2 separate regions of the Homo sapiens genome follow, and region 2 is linked to region 1. A link is a loop called in an ENCODE intact Hi-C map of the cell type or tissue named here. Cell type or tissue: PC-9. All regions are shown on one strand. Each heading gives the region's core, and the rest is flanking DNA. Links, peaks and the distances in the headings are about the cores only.

What was found. Peaks named below come from ENCODE experiments on the same cell type or tissue, not always from the same donor. Only the 100,000 strongest peaks of a DNase experiment are listed, where the experiment ranks them.
Region 2: it touches region 1 in a loop (12-fold over the local background); 2 of 110 quality-filtered maps call a loop at or near these places.

The regions. Positions count from the first base shown.
Region 1 is chr7:142,532,658-142,538,040 of GRCh38, reverse strand. It overlaps TRB and TRBV13. Among named protein-coding and RNA genes, the nearest start is that of MIR11400, 61 kb to the right of the region's middle. In PC-9, for the core only: CTCF peaks have their summits at 2,621 and 2,826 (motif pointing left); a DNase peak (open chromatin) is centred at 2,780.
Region 2 is chr7:142,355,232-142,360,614 of GRCh38, reverse strand. It overlaps TRB and the pseudogene TRBV8-1. Among named protein-coding and RNA genes, the nearest start is that of PRSS58, 100 kb to the right of the region's middle. In PC-9, for the core only: CTCF peaks have their summits at 2,330 and 2,546 (motif pointing left); a DNase peak (open chromatin) is centred at 2,454; H3K4me3 peaks cover 342 bases; H3K27ac peaks cover 647 bases.

The DNA of each region.
Region 1 (5,383 bases), core at 312-5,311:
TAAAGACTTTTATCTGACAGCAACAGACAGGTGGATTTGCAATGACCTCTGGATACTTTCCTGTGAATCACCCTCTTGGTCACTGCAAGACCACTATGACTCTCAGCTATTTCCAGCAGTCCCTGACCTGGGCAAAAGTAGCAACTTCAGTCTTTGTGATCACTAGTGGTGGACCTGAGCGCAAGTTTCAACCTTCTGAGACCCTCCCACTTTTCAGCCTTCCAGTGGTTTATAACCACCAATTCCCTGTATTAACTCCTATTCTCCTTGGAATTCCTAGAGGATTCTGTTTCCTTGACTGAACCCTGTGATGTATTAGAAATGCCCCTTGTCACTATATGTCTATATTAGGACATATTGTGGCCCCATTCTATATGGAACTAAAACAGGACAAATATTCTCTGGCTGGAAGTTATATGTCCTGGAGGTTGGCAGGCCATAAGCCATAGTAACCACATTCCATAATATGTGACCTTCTTCTACTGCTTGGCTAGTCTTGAGATGGAAGAATAGTGCTCTGCTGTAGCTCATTGACCAAGGCCCAGGAAACACTATAGAATTTTAGAAATTTTATTTTGGAGGCATGGAGTCGTAGGTTTGGATCCTGCCTTTGATCCTTGGAAATATGAAATACTGGAGAAGTTCATGAGCCACAGCTTCCTATCTATAAAATGGTACACTGAAATCTTCTACATGTATAAAGTGGATATGCTAATGTCTATCTTTGCATTAAAACACATAAACTCAGGAGGATCATTTGAGGAGTTTGAGACTAATCTGGACAACATGACAAGGCCTCATCTCTACAAAAATAAAAATTAAAAAAAATTAGCCAGGCAAGGGGACACATCACCTTGTAGGAACTGAGGAACTGGGGACACACCTTGTAGTGATGTGTCCCTGTAGTCATAGCTACTCAGGCCGCTGAGGCAGGAGGATTGCTTGAACCCACGCGCTCAAGGTTGCAATGAGCCATGATCACAGCACCACTGCACTTCAGCCTGGGTGACAGAGTGAGACCCTGTCTCAAAAAAGAAAAAAAAAAAAAACCCGCAATGTGTACTGCTATGATTTGACTGTGTTCCTAAATAATTTATATATTGAAAACTTGGTTCCCAATGCAGCAGCGTTGAGAGGTAGGACCTTTGGAAGGTGACTGGATCTTAAGGACTCTGCCCTCATAAAGGTTAATCCATTCATGGATTAATGGGTTATAGAAGGAATTAGTTAGTTATGAGGTTGGGTCTGTTATAAAAGCCAGTTTGACCATCTTTCATGAGCCCCCTCATATGTAATGCCCTATGCCACCTGGGGACTCTGCAGAGTCCTCACCAGCAAGAAGGTCCTCACTAGATGTGGGTCCTTGACCTTGGACTTCCCAGCCTCCAGAGCTGTAAGAAACAAATTTCATTTCTTTATAAAATACCCAGTCTCAGGTATTCTGTATGGCAACAGGAAACACACTAAAACATATACCCCTATGTTGGCACAGAGTAGAAGCTCCCGCCACTTGCTAGGAATTAAAAAGTACTGGCTAAGATGTGAGAACTTCCAGTGGGTCTGGAGCCCACAAGTGCAGGAGCTCTCACTGAGCTCAGCAGGGCAGGGGAAAATGTTAGAAAAGAATAGAAGCATCTCTGGGGCTTGGCTAAAGTTGTGTGGCAGCCCCCACCTCCTTCTCCCTATTACATCCTCAAGTGAGATAGGAGGGTTTGGGTACAGAAAGCCAGTAATTCTCCAGGGCTGTGCCTAAGCTGCTGGCACAGAAGTACAGGGCTGAGTCCCCCAGCTCCAAGGAGCTCATGTTCAGTTCAGAATGATAGTCACTGAACTGTTGAGCTGAGAATCGATCAGGGATGCTTCCTTTATCGCTCTGCATCTTTTCATAAAACGAAATGAGGAACTGGGGGTCCTGACCTGGACCCTGCTGGTACCAGTAGACAGTGTCGTGTCTAGGGATAGGATAGCATTTCAGAGTGGCTGTTTCCCTCTTTTCTTTGATCAGATGTCTTGGGGACTGGATGACTCCAGCAGCCACTGAACCTGTGGAGGAAGGAGACAGAAGCTGAAGACTCAGCTCGGGAGAGTTTGACACTTCAGCAACAATTGAACACTGTGGATACAGGGATGTCCCACCTGTACTCAGGACTCACCTGCTCCCAGGAGACAAAGCATGACACGGCAGAGGAGCCTGGTGTTCCAGGCAGAGTCAGGCAGGTCAGGACTAAGCATCTCCCTGCTCAGGTTGCTGGTCTCCTGGGGTGAGAAAGCAGGGCTTTTGCTCCTCCTCACCGTTTTTGGAGGTTTTTACTGTGATGTCACTGTTCTGATGTCATCGTCCTGTAGGCTCCCATAGGCACCCTGTACTCCAGGACTAGCTCAGCTAACTCAGGCTTTCCCCCATCCTGTCCAGCTTCCTGCAGAGCAGGGGAAGCTAGCTGTGCTGAGCGAGAGGGGGCAGGCTTCCGGGCAGACAGCCATCCGCACAGCTTCTGAGATTTTCATCTGAGGCAGATGCTCCTTTATCTCCACCTGGCTTGGGTTATCCAGGCTGCCCTGCTGAAACCCTCATCACACTCCCCATCAAACCTAGGTTGCTAGAGAGGCCACACAAGGCTTCAGTTCATGGCTTCCTGTCATGACAAATACATGTTGCATATCAGTTGATCTGATAAGACTATGATTAACTCTTCCTGTGCCAGCAGTACCTCTGGTTCATCTGGTAATATCCCTGATACAGAGACGAAATCAAGACTGTCTCCCTTAACCCTCTCTCTCTCAGACAGCGCTATCAGTGACCCACTCAGTGGATCCACAGTGCCCCCAAGTGGCCAGTGTGTAGTCACTATGAGGAAGCTCTAAGGACCCTGACTAGGGAGACTGGGTGCTTCCTAAATTAGACCCTCAGGATCTCTCAGGACACAGCACAGCTCTTGCTGATTTCAGGTTTACCTGCCTCAAACTCAAATTTTGCACAGGTTGGTGAGGGAGACATAAAGCAAATGTCTTTTTAAACAAGAAAGAAAAATTTTTCATTTTAATTTAAATTTTAAATTTCATCAAATAATGGTGTAGGAAGGGAGATATCAGCCAGTCATTAAATGCCAGCTGCCATAGGAATGGGGTGAGACCTGGGCAAAGCATTCCCTTTAACCAAAGATAATTCCTGGAGGCAGCTGACAGTGACATGCTATCAGTGAAACAATCATCTAAGCTGGAGAAATAAACACATTAGTCTCATGAAAAGAAACTGCCTACTTATATATCTTTTTTTTTTAATTCTCTAGTCAACTTTTTGTTTTTAGTGAATTGCCTTCTTTATGATTGATGTGTAGGAATTCTTTATAATATGAATCCAGCCCTTTCTCAGATATACATTTATTTTTTCGTAATGTATTTTGAAGAACTTTTTGGGATTTGCATAAAGAACAATTTGCTTTTTTTATGGTTAGAACATTCTTTTGTCCTTAAGAAATCTTTGCCTACCCCATGATCATGAAGAGAGCTTGCTATGTTTTCTTCCAGAAGCTTTCAGTTTCTAGTTTTTCGATTATCTGGGATTTTTTTGTGTCTCTTACTAAATTTTGTTTATGGGAAGGGTCAGCAGTTTTCCTGTAAAGGGTGAAATAATAAATTTTTTAGTTTTGTGCATCATGCAGTATTTGTCTCGACTACTCAATTCTGTCATTGTAGTGCAAAAGCAACCATTGACAATATATACACGAATGACTGTGGCCATGATCCAATAGAACTTCATTTATGTTTACTGAAATTTGAATATCTTAGATTTTTATATGTAACAAAATACTTTTTACTTTTTTTCAATCATTTAAAAGTGTAAAATTTTTGTTAGTTTCTGGGCTGTATGAAAACAGACAAAGGCCAAATTTGGCCCGGAGGCCATAGTTTGCCCACATCTGGTTATGGAGTGAGATAAGGCTAGAGATTCATTATTTTTCCATATTATCCCATTTTTCTAGAACCATTTGCTGAAAAGGCTATTTTATCCTCTTTTTGCTGTTTTTAGTATTTGATCTGGGAATTACATATGCATCTTTGACTTATCAGTTTGCTTGCAAAAATATTCTATTTAACCATAGGATGTCATAAATGTCCTTTTTTAGGTGAAGAAAATTTCTTGTTACTCTTGAGTTTGATAACAGTTTTCTTCAAGAAAGGATATGGAATTTTATCAAATGCTTAAGTTATCTATAGATATGATCATATACTTTTCATATTTTTCATACAGATAAGGTAAATGACATAGTCTGTTTTTTGAATGTCAGACCAACAATGCATTACTGAGATAAACCCTACTTGACCATGTTGTACTATCCCTCTTACATATTGTCAGATTCTCTAGGCTGTAATGGTAAAAGGATCATTGAATCTGTGTTCCTGAGAGATATTAGTCAGCAGCTTTCTTGGAATCTCTTAGTCTCGTTTTGGTATCAGAGTAGTTCTGGCCTCAGAATGAATAGAAAATTATCCCCTGTTCTTCAGTTTCCCCTCAGTCCTGCTTTGGCAGCATCATACCAACTTTGATATATTTTTATATTTGTTCAGTTTAAAATAATTTCTTTTCTGTTGAACATTCTCAAACATTTTATGCATATATAGCAATTTCCTTGAAATAAATTCATTAAATAAAAAACACTCTGGGTCAAGGAGTGTTAGCAGTATTAACTCTTTTGATGTATGCTGCTAAATTACTCATCAAAAACGGTTTTACAATTTACTCTCCCCCCAAAAAAGAAAGATTTGGGCCAGGCGTGGTGGCTTATGCCTGTAACCCCAGCACTTTGGGAGGCCGAGGCAGGTGGATCACCTGAGGTCAGGAGTTCGAGACCAGGCTGCCCAACATGATGAAACCCCGTCACTGCTAAAAATATAAAAACTAGCTGAGCATGGTGGTGGGCACCTGTAATCCTAGCTATTTGGGAGGCTGAGGCAGGAGAATTGCTTGAACCCAGGAGACGGAGGTTGCAGTGAGCCAACACCATGCCACTGCACCCCAGCCTCAGTGACAGATTGAGACTCCGTCTTAAAAAAAAAATAAAAAAGAAAGGTCTTACTTATCTTCATTCTCACCAGTATTTGGTCAAAAAGAAAAAAAAAATGACCAAAATATACTATTAAAATAATTGTAAATTATCTTTTATCTTTTGATTTATTTTTTGCTTTATGAGTTATTTAGACAACTATTATCTAATTTTGAAATATTCGGGACTTTTCCAGAAATCTTTCTCTTACTGATTTTTAATGAAGTTTCACTGTGACCAGCGAGTGCACTTGGTTTGACTTGAATACTTTTAATGCATGGATGCTTGTTTTATGGCCCAGTGTACGTAGTCCATGCTGGCACACAATCAGTGCGCACTCC
Region 2 (5,383 bases), core at 92-5,091, 180 kb after region 1:
CACTCCACCCAATAACAGCATAATACACATTCTTCTCATCTACACATGGCACATACTCTGAAATCAACCACATGATTGGACACAGACTAATTGTAAACAAATTATAAAAAAAACTGAAATCATGTCAACCATACTCTTGGACCACAGCACAAAAAAAATAGAAATCAAGAGTTATAAGATCTCTCAAAATCATACAATTACATGGAAATTAAACAATCTGCTAGTGAATGACTTGGGTAAGCCATAAAATGAAGGTAGAAAACAAGACATTCTTTGGCACTAATGAAAACCAAGATTAAATATACTAGAATCTCTGGGACACAGCTATAGCAGTGTTAGGAGTATTGTTTACAGAACGAAACACCCACATAAACAAGTTAGAGAGATCTCACATTAGCAACCTACCACCACACTTAGAGGACATAGTAAAACAAGAACAAATAATCCCAAAGCTAGCAAAAAAAAAAAAAAAATTAGCATCAAAATGAGATCAGCTGACAAGGCGGCTGGGAAACAACTGAGGATCAGTGGCCGAAAGAAAGCTGTCGACAAAGAAAAACTTAAAAAAAAAAACAAACCACACATGGTTGAAATTATTCCAAGAATCGTGAACTGTTACACATTTCACAATTTGGGAATTGGGCATTCATCATTCTCACAATTTAGCCTTTTATTCTGGTCTTCAGCAAAGTGGCCAATTGGTGAACTGATTTTTTTGCCAAGCAAGGAGCCTGCCCGCCTTTATGGCAGCCTCACAGAGGGGTATTGGGCACAGCGTAGACACAGGAGGGGTCACTGCATTTGGGGTTTGCACTTCCTGTGAAGGCCAGCTGTGTACCTCCCAGTCCTGGAGTTAATGGATCTCATCTTAAGGAACCCTGCTCATGTGTGTGAGCTTCAACCTGCACGTTCTAAAGAGGAATAAACGCTAGAGGAAAATAAAACGTTTGATCATTATTATTCTGTAATATTTTACAATAAAAACGACAAGCTCATGGATTTTAATCCAAGCCAAAGTAATGGTAAGAATTAAGTTCCTTCCTTAAGATACCCTCAGAAGGCTCAAACACTGCTCTATGCTCAGAGGTAATAAGTAGAGGCTTAGCTGATAATCTCTACATAATAATTTCACTAGTTGATCATCGTCAGGTATAATGGCACTATGCGATGGATCTACTAACATTTCCTATAAGTAGATTGTTTATTTAGGTCTTTTATAAATTGTTTTCAATACTTTTTGTAGTGTTTGGTATCCATTGGCATCCAGGCCAAGGTGATGTTCTTTGTACCACTTGTAGACTTGTAGAATCCCAGATCACTCAAGCAGGTTAAAGCTGCCCAGCTGCTTTCTGTTTTTTTTTCTTTTCTCTCATAAAGAAAATGAGACACAAATTTCATTTTGGGAGCTACTATTCCTATTTTACGCAACTGCCAGAATATTCTGAATTGAGTAAAATAACATTAAGTGTTGTTTGCATTCGTGCATCCACATCACAGTGATGGACCTCAGCTCACACTGAAGTTCCTGCTGCAGGAGGATGCACAGACTGGGAGCCCATTGCTGGGACATCTGAGAAGAGCTTCAAAAAAGGCATCTTTATCTCCTGGTTGAGATAGAGGCCTTGGGAAGGAGTGCCCACCTCCAGCCTGTGGCTGCCCTTTTTTGTGCAGAGAGCAGCTGGCTGTGCAGGGCTGCGGATGCACTGCCACAGAGGTACAGAGGTCTGGCTGGTGCTAGTAGACTCCAGGGTTGAGGGAAAATGCTTGAGCTTGTTTCCAGAGACATTGTACCCTTCCTTGGCACCGCCTTTGGTCATGCTGCCAATACTACCTGAATAATGGATCAGCCTCAGCCCCTATTCTTGGTCTTATTGATAACAGAACACTGAATAATGGTTCCTAATCTGAGCAAATTTCAGGATGATCTTTTTCCCTGTGTGTCTGTGATATCTTGGTATCTGGCTGATCCCTGCCTCCATGGGGGCTGTGGGAGAGGCAGGCAGAAAGTGAGGACAAGGCTTCAGAAGTGGCAGGACTCTGCAGAGGAAAGGGGAAAAAAAGGCTTGGAGCCTAGACTTTGGAAACGTGTGAAAGGTGGGCCTGTTGTGTTACTCCCCATGCCTACAGAGTTCACCTAGTCTGGGGCATTCTGACTGGGCTCAGGCAGGATCCACCTACTCTCATGGAGGCTGTTGCCTGGTGAGAGCTGCAGGGAAGATGGGGTGCAGCAGAGACGCACTGGGCTTAAGCCACAGCCCACCCCTCACTTTCCCATTTTCCTCTGAGATAGTTGCTCCTCTGTCTGCACCTGCCCTTGACACCAAGGCTGCCAGGCCAAACTTCTTCAACTGTGGATCTCATTAAAGATTAGAGGTATTTCCTGTATGTTGTATAACTGTAGGTAGTCTAGCAATAACTGAAAACTGCTGCAACATCTGCATGATATTGGATGCCAGCCCTGATTTTTCTTAACCCTTTCCTTCCTAGGCTGCTCTCCCAGGCTCTCCCCAGAGTCTCTTAGAGCCCAGTGGACCACAGTGCCATCTTGTGGCCAATAAGTGAAATTTCATCATTGCTTTTGCAAGGGAAATGGCCCAAGGGATGCTGGGAAGTGTCTGCAGAGGGAGCCGGGAGACTATTCCAGAAGTGCCATCCTGCAGGTTTTACAAGCAACTTCTCTGAACCCCGATCCCAACATTAGTTTTAACCCTGACTGTTCCTTTGAGTTATCAAGCTTAATATCCCACCCTCATTCTAAATAATTCTTACCCCATAGCTGCAGTTACAGTCTCACTGACATTTTCTCCCTTAAAACTATCTAAAGAGAGAGGAATAGAATAGGAAGAATAGAAGGAAATAATATTTACCCTAAAGTAGGAAGAAAACACAGAAAGTGAAGTGTAACGTAATTTCATTTCCATTACCAAAGATAAACAAATATGTCCCCCCAAATGACAATGGTACCATAAAAATAAAGATTAGCAAAAGTCTAGGCAGATAATGTGATTACCTTCAAGATGGGGTCAGATATGTGTTAATAAAAAGTAAAACTGGGATATAAAAAATAGGATCCCTTGGTCAGGCGTAGTGGCTTCTGCCTGCAATCCCAGCACTTTGGGAGGCCAAGGCGGGCGGATCACGAGGTCAGGAGATAGAGACCATCCTGGCTAACACGGTGAAACCCCGTCTCTATACTAAAAAATACAGAAAATCATCCGGGCGTGGTGGCGGGCGCCTGTAGTCCCAGCTACTCGCTACTCGGGAGGCTGAGGCAGGAGAATGGCGTGAACCCGGAAGGCAGAGCTTGTAGTGAGCCGAGATTGCGCCACTGCACTCCAGCCTGGGCGACAGAGTGAGACTCTGTCTGGGGGCGGGGGGTAAAGGATCCCTTGCAAGGCAATAAGCAATCATGGAGGGAGCAGTATCTAATGGGAAAATAAGGATGGATATAATTAAGACCAGCAAAAGGTCTGCTACAGTAAAAGAATAGCTTGTGCAATGCACATGTGCTGATCTGAGCAGCAGAGAGGGAGGAGATGATTCTGGAAGAGGTAGAGGAGTGGTGTGAGATGACGGTACGCTGCTGCAAAATAGTATCATAAGGAAGCAAATCAGCCAGGGAACTGGGGATTATATGACCTTTCTATCCACTATCTTCTGTGACAGACCAGATGAACCATTTCCCTTTCCAATGACTTGCTCTACAGTCCTTGCTCCGTCCCAGTTAAAGGCTCCCGGAATTTCTGCTCCTCAGGTTCCCATGGACCAACTCATTCCTTCGTCGTTGAGCAGAGTCTAAAGGGGAGGTCATCTCTTCGTGCCCTGAAGTCCCAGAGTAGCTGGTATAGTCCTCTCTTGTGGCTTGATCACAGGCCCCCAACTCTGTGCCTTTCATTTCCAGTAGACTGAAAGTTAGGTGTGAGTAATGAACCTTGAACAATGCCTTTATCAGAGGGCATGTAAGTGACTGCTTTCAGAATCATTGCTGTTTCTTTCACTGCCTCAGATTATATCTGAACAGAAAAGATGCACAATGGGAATGATTTCTTAAATTAATTTAACCACAAAAATCTTTCAAAGTTCCATAAATAATGCAACCAAAATAATTGCTCTCCTAAATGGTGACATTGTAGAGTGAAACAAAAAGCAAATAAAATTATGTCAAGTATTTGAGAGGAACCTCTGAAACCCAATCCTTCTTATACAAACATCATCGTATGGCCTCCCTCTACCTGAGAGACAGCAGAGCCACACCCATGCCCTGCACCTGGCAGGAAAGCCTTGCTGGAGCCTGTGGGGAGCTGGCGAGGAGGAGACGTGGTGATTCTGCCCCAGAGCAGAGATTCTCTGGGAGCTCTGGATGACCTCCAGGGACTGAGATGGACGGGGGCTGTACTATATATTGGAGAGGAGGACATTTAGGTAGTGTGATCTTTTTGACCTCTCAGCTGGAAATAGATCCAAGGTCATTGGTGACTGGTGTGGAACTGCTTAGTTTCCAAAGCAAATTAGTCCATGCCCAAGGGTGTGTCTGTGCCACTGAAGAATTGTCTGACTCTAAAGTGGTTCACGGCCCAGAGCTGCTGCTTGCCCCATCTCTGTTCCCAATGACTGCAGCATCTACATATTCCATGCAAGGAAGGATAATTTGAAAATAATAAACTGGTTCACTGTATCCTTTAGCTACATTCAAAATAGTTGTCAAGTTGTGGACTGACATGCTTACAGGAGACACAGACCCACAAAGTGAGGGAATTTGGAGATTGAATAGAAATAGTGTCAGGTGAGGTTATTTTAGATTATGGTTTCTAAAAGCAAGAACAGAGAGGAGGTGAATTCGGAGTCCTTTTGGCCCCACAAGACATGACGACATAACAGGGACATCACTGTCTCAGAAAACATTCCAGTGATGTGCTGGTACACTGAGTGTCTGTGGAGGTGGGCACATGCCTAGTAGTACTTACCAATTTCTGTTGTATCAACACAGGCACTATGGTGGATTTCAAGCTGTCAACATGGCTTCACTGAATGGGGAGCTGGGAAGAGTGTGCCTATTTGTCTCTCGTGAGTCAGAAAAGTTGGCTCCAGCACATCAATTGACTCAGAAGCCCAACTTTCAAAGCTCTTCAGTGCTTAATACTCAACTCCTAGAAATGAGGCATCAGCAACGATAGCAAAGCCCATTGTTTTTGTAATAGGATGAGAGTGTGACCCTGGGTCTTCGAGTGGACAAAGGGAAGTTTGAGCCCAGAAAGGATTGATGAGTTCTCTGAAGTTGCTGAGAGCACAGAGCTCTCAGGGTTGTGCTGGCTGGTTTGGAAACTTCTAGACTTTGATTTGAAATACTTTTATTGACGTGCTCCTTTTTTAACTCAAAGAGATT